Linked DNA regions of Homo sapiens: region 1 is linked to region 2. Evidence: read pairs that join two places in POLR2A ChIA-PET (ENCODE). Cell type or tissue: PC-9. All regions are shown on one strand. Each heading gives the region's core, and the rest is flanking DNA. Links, peaks and the distances in the headings are about the cores only. Region 1 holds the start of APOBEC3A (apolipoprotein B mRNA editing enzyme catalytic subunit 3A). Region 2 overlaps PDGFB (platelet derived growth factor subunit B).

Evidence for each region. Peaks named below come from ENCODE experiments on the same cell type or tissue, not always from the same donor. Only the 100,000 strongest peaks of a DNase experiment are listed, where the experiment ranks them.
Region 1: POLR2A ChIA-PET joins it to region 2 with 5 read pairs; 1 of 35 experiments calls an interaction of 5 or more read pairs at or near these places.

What each region holds. Positions count from the first base shown.
Region 1 is chr22:38,948,694-38,960,846 of GRCh38, forward strand. It overlaps APOBEC3A (apolipoprotein B mRNA editing enzyme catalytic subunit 3A), which reads left to right and starts at 8,916. Exons shown (of 5, transcript NM_145699.4): 1 at 8,916-9,027; 2 at 10,849-10,993. The coding sequence starts at 8,999. RefSeq lists enhancers at 912-1,762, 5,629-6,508. In PC-9, for the core only: no CTCF peak of the experiment used is centred there; a DNase peak (open chromatin) is centred at 5,458.
Region 2 is chr22:39,231,563-39,243,702 of GRCh38, forward strand. PDGFB (platelet derived growth factor subunit B) reads right to left here. Exons shown (of 7, transcript NM_002608.4): 2 at 4,216-4,312; 3 at 1,873-1,962; 4 at 60-265. Among named protein-coding and RNA genes, the nearest start is that of PDGFB, 7.3 kb to the right of the region's middle. RefSeq lists enhancers at 4,763-5,657, 5,658-6,552, 9,350-9,609 and a silencer at 11,475-11,554. In PC-9, for the core only: CTCF peaks have their summits at 9,717, 11,676 and 11,877; DNase peaks (open chromatin) are centred at 8,169, 9,509 and 11,419; H3K4me3 peaks cover 4,155 bases; H3K27ac peaks cover 3,774 bases.

The DNA of each region.
Region 1 (12,153 bases), core at 3,427-8,426, 290 kb before region 2:
GGAAAGGGGCCACACATATGCAGTCAGGGGGCCTTGGGAGCAGCCCTGTCCCCACCCCTTCCTGATCCCACCCCACTAGAGAGGGAGCCCAGAGGTGGGTAAAGGGCCTACCATGCCCCGCGCCACTTCCTCCTGTGTGTCCTTGGCTACAGGACATCCCCTGCCTGAGCCTCAGCATCCACATCTGGAAGCTGGGAGTAATGAGAGTTGCTCACCTAGGGGGATGGGGTGAAAATTAAACAAGATTCTGCCGGCAAGGTCCTTGGGTTTGCCCACAGCTCCTCACAGCCTCCCTCTCTCTCCTATCTCTCACGTCCCTCCCTCCTCTCCCGTCATTGTCACTGTCCCCAGACCTCCTCCCTGTGCCCTCTTTCCACTCTCTCACCTCCTACTCCATTCAACTCCCCTGCTTTTCCAGAATCAGGGAAACTGAAGGATGGGCCTCAGTCTCTAAGGAAGGCAGAGACCTGGGTTGAGCAGCAGAATAAAAGATCTTCTTCTAAGAAATGCAAACAGGCTGTTCATCACCATCTCCAGGTGTTCACAGACACCAGCAAAGCAATGCACTCCTGACAAGTAGATTTTTTAAAAAATCAGAGTGAATTAATTTTAATTAAAAATTTATCTTATGTTTTGGCCGGGCGTGGTGGCTCACGCCTGTAATCACAACACTTTGGGAGGCCAAGGCAGGTGGATCACCTGAGGTCAGAAGTTCAAGACCAGCCTGATCAACATGGTGAAACCCTGTCTCTACTAAAAATACAAAAATTAGCCAGGTGTGGTGGTGTGTGCCTGTAATCCCAGCTACTCAGGAGGCTTAGGCAGGAGAATCACTTGAACCCGTGAGATGGAGGTTGCAGTGAGCTGAGATCCAGCCTCGGCGACAGAGAGGGACTCTGTCTCAAAAAAAAAAAATTAAGTTTCAAGAATTAAATTGTATGATTATGGTTAATACTCTGGGAATAGCTTTCGATTTATTAATGAAATGATTGTTTTAATTGGCTTTGAAGCTACACTTCTAAAATAAAATGTTAAGAATCTTCCATAATTTGTTAGGTAATTGTACCATGAATTGCAAGTGTGTAAATAAACACTAGGAAATGAATAAATGTCATTCCTTTTGGAGTGGACCTTCATGTGGGGCAAAAGTCACACTAACTCCTTCTGGGATGAGAAAACACAGCTAACCCTTCCGGGACAAGCACCTGAATTCAAACTCTGACCTCACTCACAGAGCTCCCCACTGCTGGCCAGCCCTGGCCGGAACGGACAGGCCAGGCAATAAGAGGAGAGCCAGCGGGGAGTCTCCCTGTTGGAAAGGAGCCACACGTGTAGTCAGGGGGCCTTGGGAGCAGCCCTGTTCCCACCCCTTCCGGATTCCACCCACTAGAGAGGGAGCCCAGGTGGGAAGGGTTCCACATGGAGGATGGACTCTGCCCCTGGACAGCAGCCCCCACTTCCCAACCTCAGCCATGGTGGGCACTGGTGCTCTCTTGCCTTTCCATCTGCAGAGCCTGAAGCCCCTGGGTCCAGCCTCCCGGCCCTGGTCACCCTGGACGACAGGATTGTCCAGAAAGGGCAGCCTTCCCCAGGTCTCCCCTTGGCAAACTTCTGCTCACATATCTGGGGCCAAACTGTGCCACAACGTTGACAGTGACTATATGGGCCTGGGGGAAAATAATTATTTAGTGGAGGGGATTAGAAGCAGCAGTGAGAGGGGATGGCGCAGGAGGGCAGGAAGAAGTCTGGCAGCCGTTTAGGCCCGAAGGGAAGAGCTAGTAGACTCAGATCCATGGAGAGATGGAAGGAAAGGAGAAGAGAGGAGGGAGGAGAGGGGCAGGGCAGGGCTGCAGGCAACTGCGGGAGGACAGGAGGCAGTGGACACGAAGGAGCCAGGAGGACAGGGGCGTGGGAACAGAGGGAGCTGGAGGGAGGTCTGTGGCTGTGGGGACCAGCAGAGCTGCCTGAGGGGCTGAGTAGGGTTCGGTCATTACATACAACAAGATCCAGGCCTGCGACCACGCTCAGGATCCAGGCTCTGCCCCCACATCTGCTCCTGCAGACGCAGCTCTCCTGCTGGTCACCTGGTGGCCCCCAGAGGGATGGCTGGCCATCTCCAGGCACTGGGCCTCATCCCAGGGAGGAAGAAAGAGGTCGTGGCTAAGCTGTGAGTGAGCCCCAGGGGACAGGGGGCCTGGGCCCTTGGAAGGTGGGGTTCTGGGGGACGGTGGTCCGGTCTCCCTGAGACCCGCCCTGTGACATGACTAACTGTGGGGTTCTTTCACCAGGGTGAGCCCCTCTTGCCTCCCTTACACTGGCCCCTTTGCCCAGAATGACTGCACAATTTTTATCACTTACTTCCAATGAGTGGAGTCAGGGCTGTTATCAAACCCAGAGACACAAGCAAAGGGCAGGGCGTCACGTGGGGGTGGTGAAGGCTTCTCTGGGGACCCTTCAAGCCTGGCTGCCATGAGGTGCCAGGGCAGGAAGCACACTGTCCTTCCTTAAGCTCCCACAGTGTGCCCAGCCCTTGATGGAAGTCTCAATTTAATTATAAATGCAGGCTTGAGGTTGCCAGTATCAATCATCTACCCAACTAATCTATAAACGAGTGCAATCACATTTAAAATGTTGATAGGGCTTTACTGGAACCTGACAAGCTGGTCATTGCATTCAGAGGACTTGGATCCACTCATTTGATTTTGAAAACTACGAGAGATAAAGAGAGTTAAGGTAGAAAATGTCAATACATGGCTGGGCATGGTGGCTCATGCCTGTAATCCCAGCACTTTGGGAGGCTGAGGCAGGCAGATCACCTGAGGTCAGGAGTTCAAGACCAGCCTGGTCAACATGGTGAAACCCTGTCTCTACTAAAAATACAAAAATTAGCTGGGTGTGGTGGTGCACGCCTGTAGTTCCCAGCTACTCAGGAGGCTGAGGCAGGAGAATCGTTTGAACCCGAGAGGCAGAGGTTGCAGTGAGCTGAGATCACATGACTGTACTCCAGCCTGGGTGACAGAACAAGACTCTTGTCTCAAAAAAAGAAAAGAAAAGTCCATACTATTTTAAAGCTATAACAATTGGAAGAGTGAGCTGTACAAAGTCTCAATACAGTTATAAAGCTATAACATTCAGAAGGGTGTGTGTAGGAGGGTGGACGGGTGCTCAGAAGGAAGCTCTAAAGCCACAAGGAGAAATTTCACCCCCTTTGGACTGGACATGGGCTGGGCTCTGGCAAATTGCACAATGCAAGGTGCTGACATTATTGCCCACTAGGTCACATTGCCTAAGAGTAGCAATTTATAAAATCTCATTAGAGAGTGCCTGTGTAAATTCTTTATTTCTGGGCCACCCGTGTACTTCCTCATTAGTAAGGAGGAGAATTAGGTGAAGCTCATGGTTGTGGATTGCTGCAGTTTGCACAGACTTTACAAAAAGAGCTTCAGCTGGTGTCCTGCCCCTCTAGGGCACTCACTGGGGCTTTCACGCTGGCATTGGAAAAGTGGGCATCGGCAAGTTCCGTGGCTGAAGAGGAAAAAGAAAAGCAAGCTTTCACCCGCCCTGGGTGAACTGTGAATTCTAAAGTGTGTCCCCAGGAATATTGGGAGACCTCAGCAGTTTACACTTGGTGGGTTGAACAGGGTTTGTTAGTATGAATTATTCATCCAATATTGAACACCTACCTGTGCACAGCACGCTTGCCTAGTGAAGAGAGCAGGGCTGCTGTTCCTGCTCTGTGCCCGGGTGGGAGGCAGACACAGGGGCTGTCATGGGAGAAGCTGGGCTCAAACAGCCCATGAAAAGGGACCCATGCACAGGCACAAAAGCCCCGAGGAAGAAGCCAGCTTGGTGCACTCGACGGAGCATCACCCACTTGGCTCAACAAATGTGTGGTGGTATGTGCATGTGTGTGTGTGTGTGCATGTGTGTCTCACACATGCGTATTTATCTACATATGCAAGAGGATAGGAAGAAATACAGGAAAACACTTTTGTAATCTTGTGGTTGAGAAAGCTGGCATAAACAAGGCACACAATGCCAGACACTATGGCCTTCAGGCCTCCCTGCCACGGGGATGCTGCCTTTTCTGCTCCGGGTGTTTCCACGAGGCAGGCATGGAATCTTCCCTGGACAAGCGACATACCGTGGAGAGACAGGTAAGAATTTCTACACATAGGAAGGGTGGAGCAGCCATGGTCTTAGATGTGAGCCCAAGGGAAGACAGCCTGATATATTTTACTGGGCCATATTTGAAATTTCTGCACAGCGGAAGACACCATACAGTAAACACAGGAGCCTGCGAGAGAACCTCTGCCGAGCACCAGTGAACGGCCAAGTGACACGAGTGACACCATGAGCTTGGTGCCCTCTCCATCCCAAGCCAGAGGCGGAAGCCAGGCCCTTCCTCCCAGCCCAGACTCCTACATCCCAAACTTGAGCCATGGCACACATGCTGGGCACTTACTCTGTGCATAGCAGAGGGAGCTGAGCTGCATCCAGAAACAGACCTAGGAGCTCACAGACCCAAGGCCTGGGTCTCCACCCCTGGAAGAGGGTGGTGCCGAGAGCAGGGCCCCCGGCTGTCACTGGCCCGGAGCTCACCGTGCAGGGGCAGCCCAGGCCCTCCGGGGATGGCACTGGGGTGTCGGAGGCCAAGGAGCAGAAACAGCTGTGGATGCTTCCCTCGGAGGACTGGGTGGGGCCGGGACCACCAGGACCTGCCCACCACCTTCTCTATGGGGCATCTGGCTGTGTCTGGGAGTATCTTGTGGAAGGGTCCTTTTTACCATGTGGGATCGGTGGTCCAGACTTGTCTGGGAGCCAAGGATACCAGGCATGTCAAGTAGGCTCTTCCAGAAGGTTTTCCCTCCTGGGATGTCTGTGTCTCTGCCCCTCTCCTGCTGCCTGCATCAGGAAGGGAGGGAGCAGATGGGCTGGTGAAGTGAGCAATGTCAGTCACATGCATGGACTGTCCAGGGCTCATTCTGTGCTGAGGGTCCTCCCGTGAATACGTGGCTCACCAGCGTCCCACCCCATAGAGAAGGTGGGGGGCTGGCCCTGGCAGCCAGGGCTGGAGTGGGAGGAGGTTGACCAGGAGCATGGGGGTGAGGGAGAAAGAGAGAGGGACCCCACTGTGCTGCCCTAGCACAAGGGACACTGGTCTTCCTGATTCCTGGCCTTCCACGAGGTGGGACGCCCCTCCTTCTCTGGGCTCCTTCTCTGCCCCGCGGGGTGGTGGATGCAGTAGGGACCTTCCACCTCAGGACCTCAGGAGCCGCATATGTGGTACACAGTGGGCCTCCTCGACAGCTGCTCATGAGCAAACAGGCCCAACTCCTTCTGGTGGCAAAGACACAGACACACACAGACACATAAGCACACACAGACAGTGACAGGACAGAAAGGAACCTTCCCCGGGGTTTCCCAGACACACCCAGATGTCTACCTCAGCTCTGCCCCAAGTCAGAGGATTGCAGCAATTCTTACCGTGAAGAGTGCTGGGGAAACCACGTCATCAACCCCGATCCTCTCGTTTTCATTTCTGGGTTCTGACAACAGCCCCAGCTCCACCCCTTGAAACAAGTGACCGAAAAATGGACAACATGTAGTCACTCTGGGCAAAGAGGCCACCCCAGTGGGGGTATGGGGGACAGAGGGCCCCACCCTGGGAGGACAGCACTGTCCCCTGTCCAAGGGCAGGTGCAGCCACCTCCTCCACCTCCCTATTCCCCCCACCCTTTGTCCCCCCCGCCCCCCCGAGCTTGGCCCCTTTGCTTGGAGAGATCCTTTGGTTTTTTCGATCACTTGCTTCTAGGCTGAGGAGGGCGGGGCTGTTGTCAGAGCCCAGAATCAAAGCCAGAGGAGCAGGTGGACGCTGAGACTGTCCCCTCACCCTGCTCCACGGGCAATGTTGAAGTGGGCATCTGGGTGTGTCTGGGGTATCCCAAGGAAGGGTCCTTTTCGTCATGTCACTCTGTTGGGGGCGGGGCACAGGAGCAGGGAGCCCTTTCTCTCCCGAGCTCCTCAGACTCCCAGCTTCCCTGGGTCTCATCTCAGAGCTTTGCCTATGACCTGGGAGCCCTGTGGGTCCAGGGGAGGGGACTGGACGCAGCCCCATGACAATGCTCAGACCTGGGCTAGGAACTGGAAGCCTGTGGTTCCTCTGGGCTGTAGGGGTTGGGGCCCCACAGTGATGGCAGAGCCAGGACCTCATACACAGCAGCATGGACTCCAGACCCGAGCGGGACCTCCGTTCTGGTCCCAGGGTGACCTGGGCTGAGTGGCCCAGCAATCAGGGACCACTTCAGGGTCCCTCTGCACTGGTCTGTCCCTCTCACCCAGTCTGGACCCCTGTGGGGCACTTGCCCTGTCCCCAGTTTTCCTTACAGGGGACCTGGGCAAAGCCCAGGGAAGCTTGCACCTGTTAAGGAGGCCATTCTCCTGCCTCCCCCTTGGGGATCCAGTTTCTTTCTCTCGCCTTGGACCTTCCCCAGGATCCTATGGAAACTCCAGCAAGACCTGGTATTTTATCACATTTTCACAGTTATCGCATTGATTGTTCAGCCAACATTCCAGGGACAGAAATGGGGGAGGGGCTGTCCTTCCCCAGGAAAGGGTGGAATCTCCTTCCGTCTTCCTTACAGTTGGCCTAGGGAAGGTGCACACTCTTAACCACCCCTGGGTTCCCCTGATGCCTTGAAGACCCTGCCTTGCCCTGGCTGCAGGGGGACCAGGAAGGGGCCAGTTGTGTCTGGGACATTCCTGCCGGGAGAGAGTCAGGCCCTAGTGCACAGAAGGATGTGGGTGTGGTCGGTGGGGGCACTGGCAGGGGGTAGGGCACATAAGTCCCTGGGGAGCTCACTCAGAGGTTCCAGGTTGTGGCCCTTATGGAAGTTCCTGGGTCCAGGGGCTAGAGTGAGACTGTTCCCCGCTCATGTCTGGGCTGCAGACGCCCAACCAGTGGCTCCCCCTGTCCACCCTTGGCAAGGGAGGGTCCTGGCCTCCCTCTCTGCTAGTGGGGACCCCCCAACACCCTGTCTTCTCTCCTCTCTGGAGCTCTGCCTGGGTGCATGGCTTGTACAGTGAGTTACTGAGAATTGAACTCTGGACAGTAGCTGGGCCCCACTTTGCTTTAAACATTTTAGTCTGAGGCCTTCTTTGTCATCAGATGAGAAGGTTCACAGATGTGCAGATGTGCTGATAGTCTAACCTGACTGGTTTGTAAAACTAGAAAGAGAAACAGACAATGTGCCTGTTTCTGTGATGGGCCATAAAGTGGATCTTACAGATTTGGAGACATTCTGGAAGATCTGGACCTGTCTGGATCAGAGAGGGGAGGCAGGCATGGGCCAGTCATGAATCCAGTGGGGCTTGGGCCAGCTGGGGCAGCAGGGAGGAGGACGTGCCCAGGGTGGGTGAGCTGGGGAGACCCTGGAACCCAAGGCTGAGGACCCAGAGCCAGGAGATGCAGGAGACGCCCCAGGGATGCTGAACAAAGCGCTGTCCCCTGTTGCAGCTCTCCTGGGTCTCCCCATAGAAAGCTCATGTGGGGGCTGTCCTGACCATGGGTCCAGGGGTGTATTTGCTCCAGGGGCATTTGATGCATTATTGAGCCAGGGGAAAGGCCATCACACTCTGGGCAGCAGGAGCCACCGGGAAGGGTTGGGGAAGGGTTGGATCCTCCCAAAGTTGGTACAAGTGTGGTCTCTGGCCCAGGTGGGCTGTGGGTACTGCGGGGCGTCCAGCTGTGCATGCCTCTGGTGTGAACTGGGAAGGGTGGCCTCTGGTCAGACTCACACAACACACCAAGATGAGCTCACACCAGAACCACCTGAGACTCAAATGGCAGTTGACTGCCCCCAGGGGACATCTTCTTGACTAGAAGAGTCCAACATCTGGAGACAGAATGGGAGGGGTCCTCACGGCAGAGAACAGGGCCTCTTCTAGTCTGTGGCGCCCACCAAAATGGCAGGGACACTGTGCTGAGGTGGGAGGATTGCTGGCCAAAGACAGGGGGGTCTAGTAAGAGCCAGAACAGGGGAGCAGGCAGGACAGGGGACAGCCCCTGGGCCCACAGGGCCAGCACCTTCCAGGGGCAGCTGTGCTGGGTGTAGCAGGTGGACCTGGGAAAGGACGGCGCCAGACCTGCCGCCAGGACTCAGGGGCTCACTTGGGGCAGGAGCACAGTGTCCCTCACATTTCTGCAGGGCCCAGAGGTGGGAGAAAGGGCACAGGGTGGCCCTTCTGACAGGGGGGTGGGGGTGTGTCCCTGCTGGGGACTCTGTTTCCTGGGAGGGCCTGGATCTCTAGGTACCTTTCAGAGCCTTTAGCATCTCCTCTGGGTAATGGGGATGAAAACACTCCTCCCTCTAGTTTACAATTATTAGATACACTGATGCATAGGAGGATGCAGGACCTGCTGGTCTCCCATCTTCACAGCCAGGGAAGAAGATGCAGGACCCTAACAGAGAGCACAGGATGCAGCAGGTGCCAGGGAGCCTGGACCAGGCACATCCTGCACTGGCCACAGGGGAGGACACAGGGGTGGCTGTCCTGGAGCCTGCTCTCTGGACCGCTGAGTGTTATTCAGGGTCTTTCTCCAGGGTGTGGACACCTGTCTTCTCACCTGCCCCCTGGTCTCCTGCCTTCCAGATTCCTGTGGCCCACAGGGAGCAAAGTGTGGCCAGCTCTACATCCCCATTGTCACTCCACAGTGTCTGGTGGTTCAGTGGTCAGAGTGGGCACATCAAAACCAAAGCTTGCCCAGAGGCATGGCAGAGAACTTCCTTGTTCTGACGCTAATGAGGGTGGCACACTCGGCCTGAGCTGGAGAAGGGGTGGGGCAGGGTATCGCTGACTCAGCAGCTTCCAGGTTGCTCTGATGATATATTAAGGCTCCTGAATCCTAAGAGAATGTTGGTGAAGATCTTAACACCACGCCTTGAGCAAGTCGCAAGAGCGGGAGGACACAGACCAGGAACCGAGAAGGGACAAGCACATGGAAGCCAGCCCAGCATCCGGGCCCAGGTATGGGAAGCCCCTCCGAGCACCTCTGCGCCTCAGCCTCCTCTTTGAGCTTTTCTGATGAGCACTCACCTCTCACCCTCAAACCCCTGGGGCCTCTCTTTTCCTCCTGACCCTCTCTCTGGACCTGGCCTCTTGCTCTAGGTTCCCAGTTTTGGTCCCAGCGCTGGTCTCTCCTCCGATGGTACCAATTCCAGGTCTCCTTCCACCTCCCGGGGCAGGTGCACAGGGAGCCTGAAAATCCCAATAGATAATGGTGCTGTGCCCCAGCCAGTGAAGACGGTCAGAGAGGGGATTCTCCTCACTTGTCTTTAAATGAGCATCTACTATTTCTTGCAAATGTTCCATGTATCTGGACTTGGCCTAAGCCCTTTTTATGTTCAGTGTCATCTCGTTCTCCCTAATATTAAGAAAAGGGGGTTGCTTGTAGGACTGCTTGGCTATGAGGAAGCCTTGTTTCCTTTTTTTGAGAACACAGAGCAAGTGAGTGGTAGAGCCCAGATTCATGCCCAGGTCTACTCGAAATGGTGGGGAACATTTTGAACCTTCCTTCCTTCTTTCCTTCCTTCCTTCCTCCTTCCTTCCTTCCTTCCTTCAATTCTCTCTCTCTTTCTTTCTTCTTTCTTTCTCTCTCTCTCTTTCCTTCTTTATTTCTTTTTCTTCTTTCTCTCTCTTCCCTCCCTCCTTCCTTCCCTTCTGTGCTTCCTTCCTTTCTTCCAATATTTCCCTTTCTCTCTTCCTCCCTTCCTTCCTTTCTCTTTCTTTCTTTCCTTCTTTCTTTCTTTTTCTTTCATTCTTTCCTTCTTTCTTTCTTTTACTTCCTTCCTCCCTCCTTCCTTCCTCTCTTTCTTCTTTCCTTTCCTTCCTTTCTTCCTTCCTTCCTCTCTTTCTCCCTTTCTCCCTCCCTTCCTTTCTTTTTTCTTTCTTTTCTTTCTTTCTTCTTTCCTTCTTTCTTTCTTTTCCTTCCTTTCTTTTTTCTTTCTTTCTTTCCTTCTTTTTCTTTTCCTTCCTTCCTCCCTCCCTCCCTTCCTTCCTTCCTCCATCTCTCTTTCTCTTTCTTTCTTTCTTTCTTTCTTTCTTTCCTTCCTTCTTTCTCTTTCCTTCTTTCTTTCTTTCTTTCCTTCCTTCTTTCTCTTTCCTTCTTTCTTTCTTTCTTTTGTGCTGCCTCCCAACAGAGATTTTTCTAATTCTGATTATGTCAGGATGCATAGAGAGGGGCTGGGAGAGGTCTTCAAGGTGGGGCTGGTGTTTCCAGCCCAGGAGTCCTGAGCTGCCCCATCTCAATTGCCTGAGAAGCACATTTGGGAGACCTCAGGGCACCCTAAGGGATGTGGAAAATCCTATGAATTACCCGAAAAGAAGTCCCTGGCAGGTTCCTCTCCCCAGTCATCCCCCTCAGGAGTGTCCCTGTCCCGATGCTCGGTGTGGTAGGAGTTAACCCTGCAGGCAGGAGGAAGCCCCAGAGGGTCCATCTCCAGCAGGGGCTGTGGGTGAGCAGAGCCAGGACAGGGGTGCATGGTGAGGCCACAGAATAAGACCCAGCTCTACCCCAGGGAGAGGAGCAGGGTCCTCCTCGGAGGGCCTGAGCACACTGAGCTGACCCTGGGGAGACCCTGACAAGGCTTAGACAGGCCCCAGGGCTGCAGTGATCTCCCAGTGAGCCATAGAAGGGGTCAGAGGGGGAGGTTTGGAAGTGTGCTAAGGGATGTGCGGAGCAGGGGGAAGGAGGGTGGGGTGCAAGGGAGGAAGTGTGGGGAGGGAGGAGGAGGCAGGGCAGTCCAGGAGGGCTCTTCCTCCTCTGGTCTTTTCCCTGGCTGTCCACAGACACTTGATGGATCCACACATATTCACTTCCAACTTTAACAATGGCATTGGAAGGCATAAGACCTACCTGTGCTACGAAGTGGAGCGCCTGGACAATGGCACCTCGGTCAAGATGGACCAGCACAGGGGCTTTCTACACAACCAGGTGACCGACCCAGCCATCCGAATCCGGGCAGGGCCCTTCCAATCCAGGGACATTCATAGGTAGAAGGTTCCGGATTGTACTTGTGGTTTCCTGCAGTGTTTGTCACTTGTGCTTCCTGCAGCTGCTGCTGCTTGGCCCTGGGGTTGGGGGGAGACTTCGGCTTCAGTGACTATCCATGCCCAGGTGGGGTTGAGTCTGCCCAATGGCAAAGTGCTTCCTGAGGACCCTCCCAGGATCCCCTCACAGACACAGCTCTCACCAGGAACAATTCAGCAATGTGGGATCTGAGGACTCAGGGCCTACCTGACCTCACAAGGCCAGGATGCCCCAGTGCCCTCTCCTGGGCTTCATCCTGCACGGAGAGAGACTGAGGCAGGAGAGGCTGACCAGGGATCCTGTCCTGCCCAGGGTGGAGCCCACAGCAAGGCCAGAACAGGTCCCATGTCAGGATGCAGGGATGTCCAGCATTTGGGGAGGAGCTGGGCCAGGCCAGGCTGAGGGGCCCTGAGCCCGGGGGACTTTCTTCCCTGGCCCCTACCCAGCACAGCCTCTGTCTGGAGAGACCAGGTAATGCTTGGCTCCGGTGCTGGAAACTGGGACCTTCTCTGGGCTCTATGAGCTCAATGTGGGCCTCGCTGGATCCACACACACTGCTTGGAACATCCTTTCAAGGGTGCCAGTCTCCATCACCGCCTAAGCAGTGGGACTCCCCCAGGAACGACCCACAGCCCCTTCTCAGCACAAACCATGTCATCCACTCCACCCTGCATCACTGCTGATGGAGTCCCTCCCTGTCTTTGTCCCCATCACAATCACAGTCCTTGCTGCCCTGCTGTCCCCAACTTGACCGATTCCTAGTCTTAGTGGAAAATCCTTTTCTCTGGAGTTTGGAGTAAATACCATATTTCTATAAGTCAAAATAATGACAATTATACCATGTCACAGGGACCTTCCCACGTTGGAGTGAGTCCTGCTGGTCTTCTCTTCCCCACTACTTTTGGTGGAATTCATTTTGGCCTAAGTCTATATCACATTTGGGCTCAGCACAGGTTGTGGCACAGAATAGAAGCTTCTAGAATTATGGGCCACAGATGGGATGGGAGTAGGGGAGTTGATGAGTAGAGCAGGTCAATCTCCCCTTGAAGGAAGCACACTCACTC
Region 2 (12,140 bases), core at 7,099-12,098:
GAAGGGTGGTCTCCACCCACCACCGGGACCAGCCTCGGGGGGCCGCGGAGCCTACGCACCTGGACAGGTCGCAGCTGCACCTGGGTGGGGCGGCACTGCACGTTGCGGTTGTTGCAGCAGCCGGAGCAGCGCTGCACCTCCACACAGGGCGGCCACACCAGGAAGTTGGCGTTGGTGCGGTCTATGAGGCGCCGGGAGATCTCGAACACCTCGGTGCGCGTCTTGCACTCGGCGATCATGGCCGGCTCAGCAATGGTCAGGGAACCTGGGAGGAGACGAAACCTGGGTCAGGAGCGTAGGCCTGTCCAGAGTCCCCCCACTTGGCAGGGGAGCTCAGCGGGTGCCTCCGGGACTGCTCTTTCTCACGCCCTTCAACCCCAGGGTTCAGGTTTCAAGTCCTGGCTGTCATTAGCCATGGGACTTGGGCAGATGGCTGAGCCACTCTAAGCCTGTGTTTCCCCATCTGAAAATGGGACCATGAGATCTACACCCAAGAACCACTGTAGTTTCAAGTGAGAAAATTCAGAGTGTGGGGCATGTTGTAAATGCTTAGTAAATGTCCGCTTCCCTCTGCTGGCACATGACTATTTTATTCTTCTTTATGATTTTACACATTTATGGGCTTGCCCAACATGTGGTTTTTATGCAGGTACCATATTAGCTCGAAACCACGCGTGCACTGCTGTCTCACGGTGCCTTGGATTCCTGCATCACTGCTGCTTTCAAAGCCTCAGCTTCCTCCTCTATGAAATGGGATAATAACAGCACCTCCCTCCCATGTGGATCTAAGGTGTAAAGTGAGTAAGCCTTGCCTACAGCAAGCACTGAGGTTACCGATGCTATCCATGTACAGAGGACAGGAGGCTCTGAGAGCTGAATATCCCGTCCGCCCACATTCATAGATTGGGGGTGGAACTCAGGCCACCTGACTTTTTTCTTTTTTTTTGAGACGGAGTCTTGCTCTGTCGCCAGGCTGGAGTGCAGTGGCGTGGTCTCGGCTAACTGCAACCTCCGCCTCCCTGGTTCAAGCAATTCTCCTGCCTCAGCCTCCCAAGTAGCATGGACTACAGGAACCTGCCACCACGCCCAGCTAATTTTTGTATTTTTAATAGAGACAGGGTTTCACCATGTCGGTCAGGATGATCTCCATCTCTTGACCTCGTGATCTGCCTGCCTCAGCCTCCCAAAGTGCTAGGATTACAGGCGTGAGCCACCATGCCCGGCCCAGGCCACCTGACTCTTATTCATCGTTCCCCCAGCCTCTAACTGCAGTGTTTTGGGGACTCCAGGTGTCAAAGAGGAGGAGGGGTTTGAGTGGACATTTGCCTCACCTGGGAGGGTTTCTCTGGGACCTAATGATCTACGGTCTCCTTTAGGTCTCTGCAAGGGAGCAGGAGGAAGTTCCAGGCTTTGCTCGAGGTCTACCAGCCTAGGCCGCGGCCCTTTGCCACAGGAGATACCCATAGCCCATCAGGGACCACGCTGGGTTCAAGTGAGGGGAGCAGGTTGGGATCTCAGCCCTACCGCTCCCTAGCAGTGTGACCTCGCCTAGTTCTTTACCCTCTCTGGGCCCCAGTTTCCAACTCTGTGAAATGGGGTTAATAATATCTACCTCCAGGATTGAAATAAGGAACGAATGAGCTTTGCAGCACTATATTTAGAAACCAGAGAGTGTGGGGGCGAGGGGCTGTGATGACTGAACACAGGCATTTAAGGATGGTTTTACTCTCTCAGTTCGCTCAGTCCTGAATGTGGGGGGAACGGGAGTTGTAAGAGGACCCTCGGGGCCCTCCGACTGGCTGCCCGCCCCCGTTCTCTTTCCCTGGCCCCCATGCTAATTTGAAGGACCCTTGTTGGGTGTCTCAGTCTTACCCAGGCTCCTTCTTCCACGAGCCAAGCTCTCCAGCTCGCCTCCAGAGTGGGAGCGGGTCATGTTCAGGTCCAACTCGGCCCCATCTTCCTCTGCAGGAGAAGTCACAGTCAGACACCAGGCGGCCCCACCTTGGGCAGGGGCTCCCTCCGCCGGGGTGTCTGGGCAGGCGGGAGGTTTGCCTCTCCCCCACTCCAGAGAACAGTCCCTCCTTCCAGCCCCCATAAATGCACGGGTCCTGGCCCTGAGCAGGGACCCTCCAAGCAGCCCCCAGGACAGCTGCAGGCCCAGGATCCTGACTGCATCCCTGGCTCTTTAGCCAACATTTTTGGCCAGAACCCATGTCAGTGGAGTTAAAAATAACCCTTCCCCTTTGCTACTGTAAGTGAACCCTCCTCGGCCTCCAGGGCGGGGCCGGGACCTAGGGCACTGAAGGCCAGTTTCCAGTGCCCCTCCACCCAGCGTTCCCATAGGAAGTGCTGAATGGAGAAATTCCCAGAAGCCCCAGGGGGACCGCATGCCCTGAACACAGCCCCTCTGGAGCCCCGGACAATGGCCGCGCTGGGCAGGCGGGAGCCACGGAGGGAGGGAGGGAGGGAGAGGGATGGGGGTGGGAGCTGAAGACAGAGAAGAGGAGAAGAGGGGTGGGAGTTGGGCCTGCTGGGGGTGGGGAGTCCCTGCCACACACCCTTCTAGGGCCTGGTCTCTCTAGCTCCGGGGCCCTCACACCGTATCTGTATCTGTGTCTGTCTCCCTCCCCTTCTCTAAACTGTTGCCCCACCTCTGCCCCCAGCCGTCTGTTGATTCCTCTGGTCACAAATGACAGCTCCCTTTTCTAGCCTGGGCACCATCTCAGTCCCATCAGCCCTCCTTGGAGACATCGGTCCTTTCCAGAGCCCATGGCCAGAGGTTGGCTGCTGGGAAGTGAGGGCTGAGGGAGGCCTCTGAGCTGGATGTTAAGGCGTGGACAGACCCTTCTGTCTCTCTCATGGGTGAGGAGCCACAAATAAACTAAGGGGCATTGGGAACACGCTCCTGCCACCTCCACACAGCACCCCATGGCTCCAGTTCTGGCACCGACCCACTGGCCCCATCCAAGACAAAGGCGCCTGCCGCCTGTCCGTCCCGGGTACTGCAGGGAGTCTGATGACTAGTCCGCTTCCGTCCAGCCTGACAGCCCCTACGTCAACGAGCCTATCTGTCCCTCTGGCTCCTTTCCTTTCTCCCTGCCATCTCTGGAATGTCCCTGGTGGGGAGGAGATGGGGAAAAGATGCGCTTTGTGGAAAGGTTAAGTTGATTAGGAAAAAATAGCCACATGGTTGCCTTGAAACAGGCCTGCTATTGAAACCTCATCTCCAAGATCCCGACCCCCACCAGGGGTGTGGAGGGGCCGTCTGAGGGTGGGGGTGTAAAGGCTTGGAAAGAAATGGTAGAAAGGCTAAATTTGGAAGTTGCCCCATTGTGTGTGGCCAGGGGCGGCCAGTCGGGCATAGGGTGGGGGTTGTGGGAGACATCGGGTGGGGGCCCTGGCGAACAATAGGTGGGCCCAGCTGGGGCCCCCTCCTGCCTGCCTCACCGCCCCCCAGCACAGGCGGGATTGAAAGGGCCCGGGAATGCTTTTGAGAGGGAGCCAGGGGCCCAACGGGGAGAGGAAACAAAGGCAGGAAATGCTGTTCCCCCGTAGATAGCGTCTGGGCAAGGATTACAAAGTGACAAAGAGACAGAACCCCAGAGGGAAGGGGACCTGGGGGTGCAGGGGGGCTGCTGACCAGGGCTCCAGGGAACAGGCCAGAGGTTAGAATAGAATGGAATTTGCTCTGAAGACAGCGTTTATAAATACATTGTCAATCCAGCCCGCCAGCCCCGCCACGTGTGTGCCACCGAGCACGTGCCCATTCGCTGAGTGAGCTCTGGGGCACGGGCAGGGCTGCCTGCTGGTCGAGGCCAGGTGTCCCCAGGGGACCTCACAGACCGGGCCCCTAGCCAGAGGGGCGGGGAGATGACTCCTCCAGTGCCACCCTCCCTGGCTGGGCCCACACCTGGAGACATACTCGGCAGATGCCCTGGGCACCTTCTCCCCGCCCTCCCTCCTCCTGGCACCCCACCCTTGGCACCAAGCCGGAGCCACACGTGGGTGCTTCTCCTGCCACACCCCAAGTCCCAGGTACCAACCCGCCTGCTGACTCGGCCCTGCCCTGGATGGGTGTGGCCACGCTCTCTCTGGGCTGCCATGGGCCTCTAGTTCTCCAGACGTCAAGAAGGAGGGATGCCTCCTGTCCTGCCCCTCCCAGATCTCTTAAAGTCTCCTCGGAGGGCCGGAGCGCGGGGCGAGGATTCCATTTACCTCCGGGGTCTCCGTGCAGCAGGCGTTGGAGATCATCAAAGGAGCGGATCGAGTGGTCACTCAGCATCTCATAAAGCTCCTCGGGAATGGGGTCCCCCTGCCGGGCAGACACCAAAAGGCTGAGTGAGCTGGGAGTGGGGGCTTTCCAGCATGGCTGTCTCCCCCACCACACGCTTTCTCGCTTTCTCCTGTGGAAAGCTCCAAGGTCACAGGGAGACGGACAGGCAGGATCCAGGCCTGATGATCAGGAGCACAAAGGCCTCGGGGCCTGGACCTGCCGAAGCCTCTGAGACCCAGCTCAGTCCCTGCACCCTCAACCCCCAACAGGAACCCCAGCTTGCTTTGAGTTGGACCTGCTTGTCTCTATGTCTGTCTCCCCCACCAAACTACATGTTCTGGGAATGCACCAAAATCTGATTTCTCCCTGAGTCTCACAACACACCTGACAGCTGAAGACAGCCAGCATCTCCCATGGCCAATCTAACCCCCATTTTACAGAGGGGAAAACAAACGTTCAAAGAGAGGCTCAATTATTGGCAAAAGCTGCATTCAAACCCATGCCTTTGGGATGACAGAGCCTGTACTCCCAGGCTCCTGGGTACAAGAGGTGCTTAATAAACGCGTGCAGAGTGCGATGGCCTCAGGAGGCCCCAGGTCCTAGCGGTATCTATGAAGTCTCTCACTCGAAAGAGGCGAAAAGGGAATCCTCGGACACGGCCGGGAAACCTGAAAGCTTACCCGTGCCCTGTGCCCAACCAAACCCTATTTTTAGAGCCCCTTTGGCCTGTTGCCAAACATACTCGAAACCTGATAACACTTCAACAGGCCTCATTCGGAGCTGGGCTTCCTCCAGGGAAACCGCAGGTCCCACAATGACACAAGAGCAGCCCCGTAGGAAGGTCACAGCCACGTCCCCCACAGTCCCAGGAGACCCAAGGGGCGGATGCCAGAGATCCCAAGAAAGAGGCGAGGGCAGATGGGAGACTGAGAATCACAATCCAGACCACCAGCCACTGAGAAGCAAAGAAAATTCCTAAGATGTCGCTGCACGTTCAAAGGCTGGAACCGGACTTCCACGTGTGCAAACACACACGTGCAGGCACAGGCACTCGGGCTGCACGGTCTGGACAGACAGTCCTGGAGAGGGCATCAATAGGCTTGGCACATTACTATAGAACCTTGGGTTAAACTATTTTCTGCCTCAGTTTCCCTGGATTAAGAAGGGAGGACTTCCCTTCTTGGTTCGCTCCACATTCCCGGAGCCGAAGGTCGGGGGGCTCAGAGGGGGTCGGTGCAGGCTACCTTCACAAAAGGGATGCTGCTTTCTCGCTGCCTGACGGCGGAGGGGGAGCGAGGGAGAGGAGAAGAGGTCGTCTCAGCCCTGTGGCCAGCCTCAGGGGGCTCTCCCCGAAAGCTCTGTTTCCTCCAGCTTATCATGAGGTCTAGCAACACCTCCAGGGGTTCATCCATGACCAACTCTGGCCACCCACATCGATCCAGGAGCCAGAAGACTCAGGGCGGGGGGTGGGGGTGACCACTTTTAAAGCTACATCATTCCCTGAAACCCCTGAGTCTCCATGTCTTTGTTTGAACATGGAGCTTACAACTCCGCCCAATGTCTAAGGGCTGCTGGGCAACTTGAGGAAAAAAAGGTGGCAGGGCTTGGCTGAGAACTAGGGTCTTTCCTTCAATATCCGGGCAGCCAGGGGCTGCACGTGCAAGACAGAGGAGGGTATGGGCCCCGCTGCCCCTCACTTTCGGCCCCATCTCCTCCGGGCTCTGCCTCCTCCCGCCCTCAAGCAAGTTCATTCTTTCCACCTCAGAAGAGAGACCACGCCTCCGGTGCTCTCCAAATGTTGACAAAGTACCCAACCCACAGAACAGAGGGCTTGGTCTCCAGTGAACACCAGCGAAAGCCGCTTCCCCTGAGAGTTCTGTCAAACCCAGAACTGGCAGGCCAGAGAGCTGAATCCCACGCCTTTGGACCAACTGCCGTGTGACCTCGGCTGGTCACTGCCCCTATGGTCCTGGCTCTCATCTGTGAATCGAGGGGCTTGAAGAACATTCGATTCAATTCTAATTCTGCCAGGAGGCGTTAGAAGGGGCAGAGAAAACGCCAAAGCCGGGTGCCTAGCCAGGCCTCCCTGGATCACTGGCAGAAGGAGAACAAGAAGCGTTTGTGGAGTAAAGATTCAATTAACCCCCCAGGGGAGGGGCCCAAAGGCCTAGTAGCAAATGGCATTTAGTGCTTGTGCCAAGATCTCCCTGCCCACTGGAGAGCCGGCTGCAGCTGCCAGCCACGGCAGAGGAGGCAGACCCCTGAACAGGCCGAGTGGACACCCCAGATCCAGGCCCACGACACATAGGAGATGCCCCTCCAAGGCTGAGTGTGAAAGAGCCCAGGATAGGGTCTGAGGAGGAGAGAGAGGCACATAGTAGGTCCTCGGTAAATACTGGTCAAATGCATGAAGGAGTCTACCATTTTCCAGGTTCTGTCCAGTATGATTCTTCTGCCTCCTCCACCAGGAGGGCCACCTGGGATATTCTTCCCCAACCCTAGGCAAATGAGCAACTAGAGTCCCTTTTAATCTGAGCAGGGAGACCGTCCCTGAAGATGCTTTTGGTAATGTGGCCACTAGATGCCCAGAACTACCCATAAGCCCCCGGATTTGGTAATAATACCACAACTAACATCTATGAATGCCAGCTACAAGCCACACGCTGAGAAAAACACCGTATAAACTACCAATCCTAAGAGGCTGGCAGTATTTGTATCCCCATCCTCCAGATGAGAACACTGAAGCTTAGAAAAAATTAAACAAGCAGCAACAGGTCCAGACAATTAGCAAGTGGCAGAGCTGGGTCGTTCCCAGGCTCCAGACTGCCCACCTGTTCCAGCCCACCATGGGGCGTCTCAGCCTCCCTCTCCTGTGTTCTAAGGCCACTGGCCCTCAGCATCACACAAGGTTCGTGTTGGCTCTTTACTCTGCAGCATGTCCCACGTCAGAGGCTCTCAACCAGGGCCCAGTGGGCCCCCAGGGGACAGTGGCAATGTATGAAGGCATCGCTGGTGGCCACAACTTGGGGTGTGCACTGCATCTTAAGTTGGGGGAGGCCGGGGATGCCGCTCACCACCCTTCAGGGCACAGGACGGCCTTCCCAAACATCAGGAGTGCAGAGGCTGAGAAACCCTGTAGCGGAGGAAAGAGCAAGGGCTCCAGATGCCAGGGCAACCTGGATTCTTGGAATCTTGTCACAATCTAAAACCTCGGCTTCTGCATCTTTTAAATGGGGCTAATAATACCTCGCCCGGGGTTACTGGGAGGCATAATTGCACAGAGCAGAGCTGCCAGCAGATAATGGGAGCTTAATGAGTTGTCACTGTCATCATCATTAATTCTTTCCGGATGGCTCCTTTGTGGGCAGCAGCGAGTGGCACACGTGCTCAGGGCCAGCAGCACAGGACATTTTTGAGGATGACAAGGAGTGGGTGGAGAGCTGCCTGCCCATGAAAGAGTGCGTGACTTTGCATTATCCCTTGTGCTGGGCCACAGGAAATGGTACCCTACCTCCACACTGGCAGAGCCTGGGCCGTGTGGGCTTACAAGGCCCTTCCGGGGCTGGGGGTGGGTGAGGGTGGGGGGACACTCAGCACGTGCTCAGCTCCAGGATGCAATGCTCTGGGGATGACGAGCATGAGCACCTGTTGGGAGTCACAGGCTCTTCTTGGTATGGGAAGGTGAGCCGCCCGGAGCCTGGTTTTCCTGGGCACAGGTTCCGCAGGCCTCCAGGTGGACAGCTCACTTCAGAGATGGGAAAGGAGGCCTGGCACCCTGAAGAAGCTGTCCCAAGATCTCAGGCCCGGGGTTTCTGGCAGAGTGAGGGCGTGGCGAGGAGGCAGCTGGGGCAAAGCCAGCCGTGGGAGCCAAGGTAAACAGCCTCCTCCGACCCCGCCCCCAGCGCCAGCTGCAGCAGGTAGGAAGGGCACGAGCGAGCGTGAGGCCAGGTGAGTGATCTGCTCCCAACCAGGCTGGCAGATCAAAGGGGCTTGAACCCCACCCTCCTCCTGGGCCCAGCACACACACACAGATACACACTCCCCGGCCCGCCTGCCATTCCCACCAAGGGACACACAGGCCCAAGCAACCAGGGGCGTTGTCTGTGGCTGGCAGAGGAAGAAGCTGATGAGGCCTCCCAGAGCCTGCCTGCCTGAGAGTCGCAGGCCTTATTTAGATCGAATGCCAAAGCCAACCAACCCCTTTGAAGAAGCCCTCTCGGGGCAAACCACAGAAGCCATTAGAACCAGTGTTTCCCACCTAGCATTCCCCTTCTTTATTGCTCTTGGGACCCTCCCGCTCAGCCTCTGCTCCTTCACGTGGGCCCAGAACCCTGGCCTCCCCACCTCTTGCAGGAGCAGAGGAAAATTAAAGCAGGAAGAGAGGAACCAGTCCAGCCATTTATAATACTGGCAACCACGGCAATCACTGCCCATCCCCATCCCAGCCAGGGGACGGGGCCAGGGGATTCTGCCATTCTTTGGGAACTCTGCACTAATCCAATCTTCTCTCTCTCTTTTTTTTTTTAGGTGGCAGAAACTTAGCCCCAGCTAAAGATACACAGAACCTTTGCAGTCTGATTTTCTTTCTGTTTCTTCTCCTCTGTCCTGTCTAATCCTGGTAGCCCAAGTCCCAAGACAGAGGAGAGACAGACATGCTTCTCTCTCAAGATGGGGGGCTTTGAAAGACTGATGCCTACCAGAGGGCTGAAAAGGGGGGCTGCCCTCGGAGCAGAGCAAAGCGAGGACTCAGTGGGGCCATGGAGCAACAGGGGGCCAGGTCCTGCCCTCCCCACCAACCCAGCACTAACTGTTCTTTGCACTAATAGTTACTGATTGTCCACAGGGCTCTGGGCACTGTTCTAAAAGTGGGGACCAGGAGGAAAGCTCTCTAATGGGGTTGACACTCCAGTAGAGAAAGCAGGTAATAAACAATGAAATAAACCAGAACATAGGAAGAGTTGTCACAGAAGAGGCTCCTCAATGTGGGGAGGGGAAGACAAGACGTGGAGAGGTACTTACGAGGCCCATGATAAACATCTCACCATTCCTGCTCAGTCAGTCTCTCTCTCTCTCTCTCTCAGATGCGCACACACACACACACACACACTCTCTCTCTCTCTCTCTTCCTGGCTCTTGCACCAGATCCTCCAAATTCTGTTTGACCTGCCCTTGCACACCTCCAGGGCTCTGGGATTCCAGCAGTTGGTCTCCTGCCCCCTAGGGCCATTAGCAAAGCCAGAGGAAGCTGGATGGCAAAGGGCAGTGGGGCCCTTCACTCTTTCCCGGAAGAAGTGTGCTGAGGCCAGACGCGTCACGTGACAGTGGGACTCGCCCTCCTGGAAGCCAGCTCAGCTGGTGGAGATGGCACCTCAGAGGCCTCGGCAGGCCCTCCACCCAGCCCTGCCTCACGGCTGCCTGCCGTCTGCTGAAAGATTAGTCCGAGCACGACCAGGACGTGGACAGCTCCAAGGCCACCTCCACCAGCAGGCCTGCCCTGACTCTCCCAGCACTGGCCATTACAGCTCCTTCCTGGACTGACCCCTGCGTGGTTCCATCCCCATGCAGGTCCCCTCCCCCAGGGCCAGCCTGAGGCTCACTCAGGCTTAGCAGCAAAGTGCTTCATAAACTGCAAAGTGCCACATACATCGCGCCTGTGGCCATGTGTTCAAGAATGCTGTGACTAAAGTGAGGAGAAAGGCAGTTTCTGTGCCACAGCCTCCACCCCAGATACACGAGCCCGTGGAGCTGTGGGAAAGAAGGAGGAGGTGCTGGACGAAGCTGGAAATGGTAAGGGGAGGCTGGGGAAACATCCAGCTGTCAGCGGCCTCCCCGGGGCACGCTGGGATCAGCCAAGAGAATGCAACAGCCAGGGGTGGGAGCCCCCTCCGCGGTTGCACACGCCAGGTCCCTCCAGTCTTGCAGGTTCAAATGAAGGCTTATGTGAAGGGGGAATCGCTCTGGACAGCTCAGTGCCCCTCAGAGTCACATCACCACCATTTTCCACCACGCGGAGGTGGTTGAAAAAAAGGAGTCACAGATGGGTAAGGTTTGAGGGGCGTCGGGCTGACGAGGCAAAAAAAAAAGTAGGTGCTGTGGTGCTGATGGGAGGTTCTCCCTCCCTCACAGGACGCCAGGAAGGAAATGGGGCCGCTACAGAGGTGGTGAGGTGCCAGGGCCCACGGAGGGCCCACCTGTTGCGCGGGGGCGAGCACCAGGCGCTGGGTGCACGGGGGCCCGTGCGTGCCTGTGTACGTGCGTGGGTGTGCGCGCACGTGTGCTCAGGCCGCGCGTGCAGGGGCCGTGCGTGCGTTTGTGTGCGGTGCGCGCGCGTGTGTCCCGCGTGTGCACGGGCGTGGCAGAGGCGGGCGCGCGACCTGGCCGCGGTAGTGCGTGCCCGTCGCTCTGCGCGCCCGCCCGCCGGAGCGCAGCATCGCCTCCGGCCAGGAGTGTGCATGCGTGGGGTGAGTGAGCGAGTCGGGGGCCCGGGCGGGGTGGGCTGCGGAGAGCAGCCACGGGGCGCCGCCGTTCCCAGGACGCCCTGGCACCGGGCCCAGCCCCCAGGTCCCACGGCGAGGCGAGGCGGCAGCTGGGGCCGGCCGGCCACCCCCTCCCCAACAGCTGGCCGCGGCCCGGGGGGCTGCGGGAGAGGCGGAGAGGGGGCGTCGGGAGGGGCCTGAAGGCGGCCCGGCCGAGCCCCGCGTCCTCCCTCCCGGGTGCGGGCCGCGGGGGGCGGCCGCGGAAGGGCGGGGCCCCCGGGCGGGCGGCCTGCGGCCCTCGAGGAGCCCCGAGAACAAAAGGAGACGGCGACGGCTCCTCCGTGGTCAAAACAACCTGCGCTGGCGGCAGCCCAAGGCCGGGCCGCGGCCTCCGAGCCCTCCGCCTTAACCCCTTCGCCGCCGCTGCCTCCTTCCTGCGCCTGGCTGGAGGCCGCAGGGGCCGACCCTCCCCGGGAGCCGGCGAGGTGCGGGCGAGGTGCGGACTCCCGGCCGCAGCCGGGCGGAGGTGGGACGGTACCCAGTCACGCCGCGCTCCCGGCTGCCCTCTCCTCCCCTCCACCGCGCGCGTCGTCCTGCCCCGCCCCCTTTCCCACCTGGATTCCGGGTAGACTTGCCAACTCACGGCTACGTGAGGCTGGGAGGGGTGGGGACGGCTCCGACCCCAGCGCTCCCTCAGATGTTTTTATACCCCATCTCCCGTGCAGCTAGGCTTTTGCAGGCGGCGCGCTCCGCACCCTGCATGCGGGGGAGAGAGGTGCTTCCTCCTGCAGGGCGCGGGCACAGGTACGGCAAGGCCTCAGGCACACAGCGCCCCGGGGGCTGGATTCCTTCAGAGCCCCTAGTCCTCCCCCTACCCGAGTGCCCGAAACCTACCTGCGTCTCTATCTTTCTCTCCCTCTCTCTCTCCGTCTCTCTCTCCGTCTCTCTCTCTCTCTCTCTCTTTCTCTCTCTCTCTCTCTCTCTCCCTGTTACTCCCACCCCAAACCCCGCGCCCGAGACACAAGCTGCTTCCAGACCGTGCTCTGGGGCCGGGCATGCCCTGCGCGTGCCGGAGGGCGTCCACCCGGACCCCGACCGGGAGCCAGGGTGGGACCCGAGCCCCGTCAAAGGTCGGCGTGGATGGCACCGGTGCGCAAGCTTGCACCTCCTGGGCAAGCCGATGGCAGGACAGAGCCTAAGCCGAGGCTGGCGCCGAAGTGGGCTCGGGAGGACGCGCTGCCTTCTGCACCCTGGGCACCACCCCACCCCCTCTCCCCCGGCCGGGAAGGGGCTTGTTCTCGGGTTCCCAAAGGGTGGGGGACAGGGCCACACACACCCTCCCCCGACACGGAACGGCTTAGGGAGCCAGATTCGCCCGCCGGTTGGAAAGA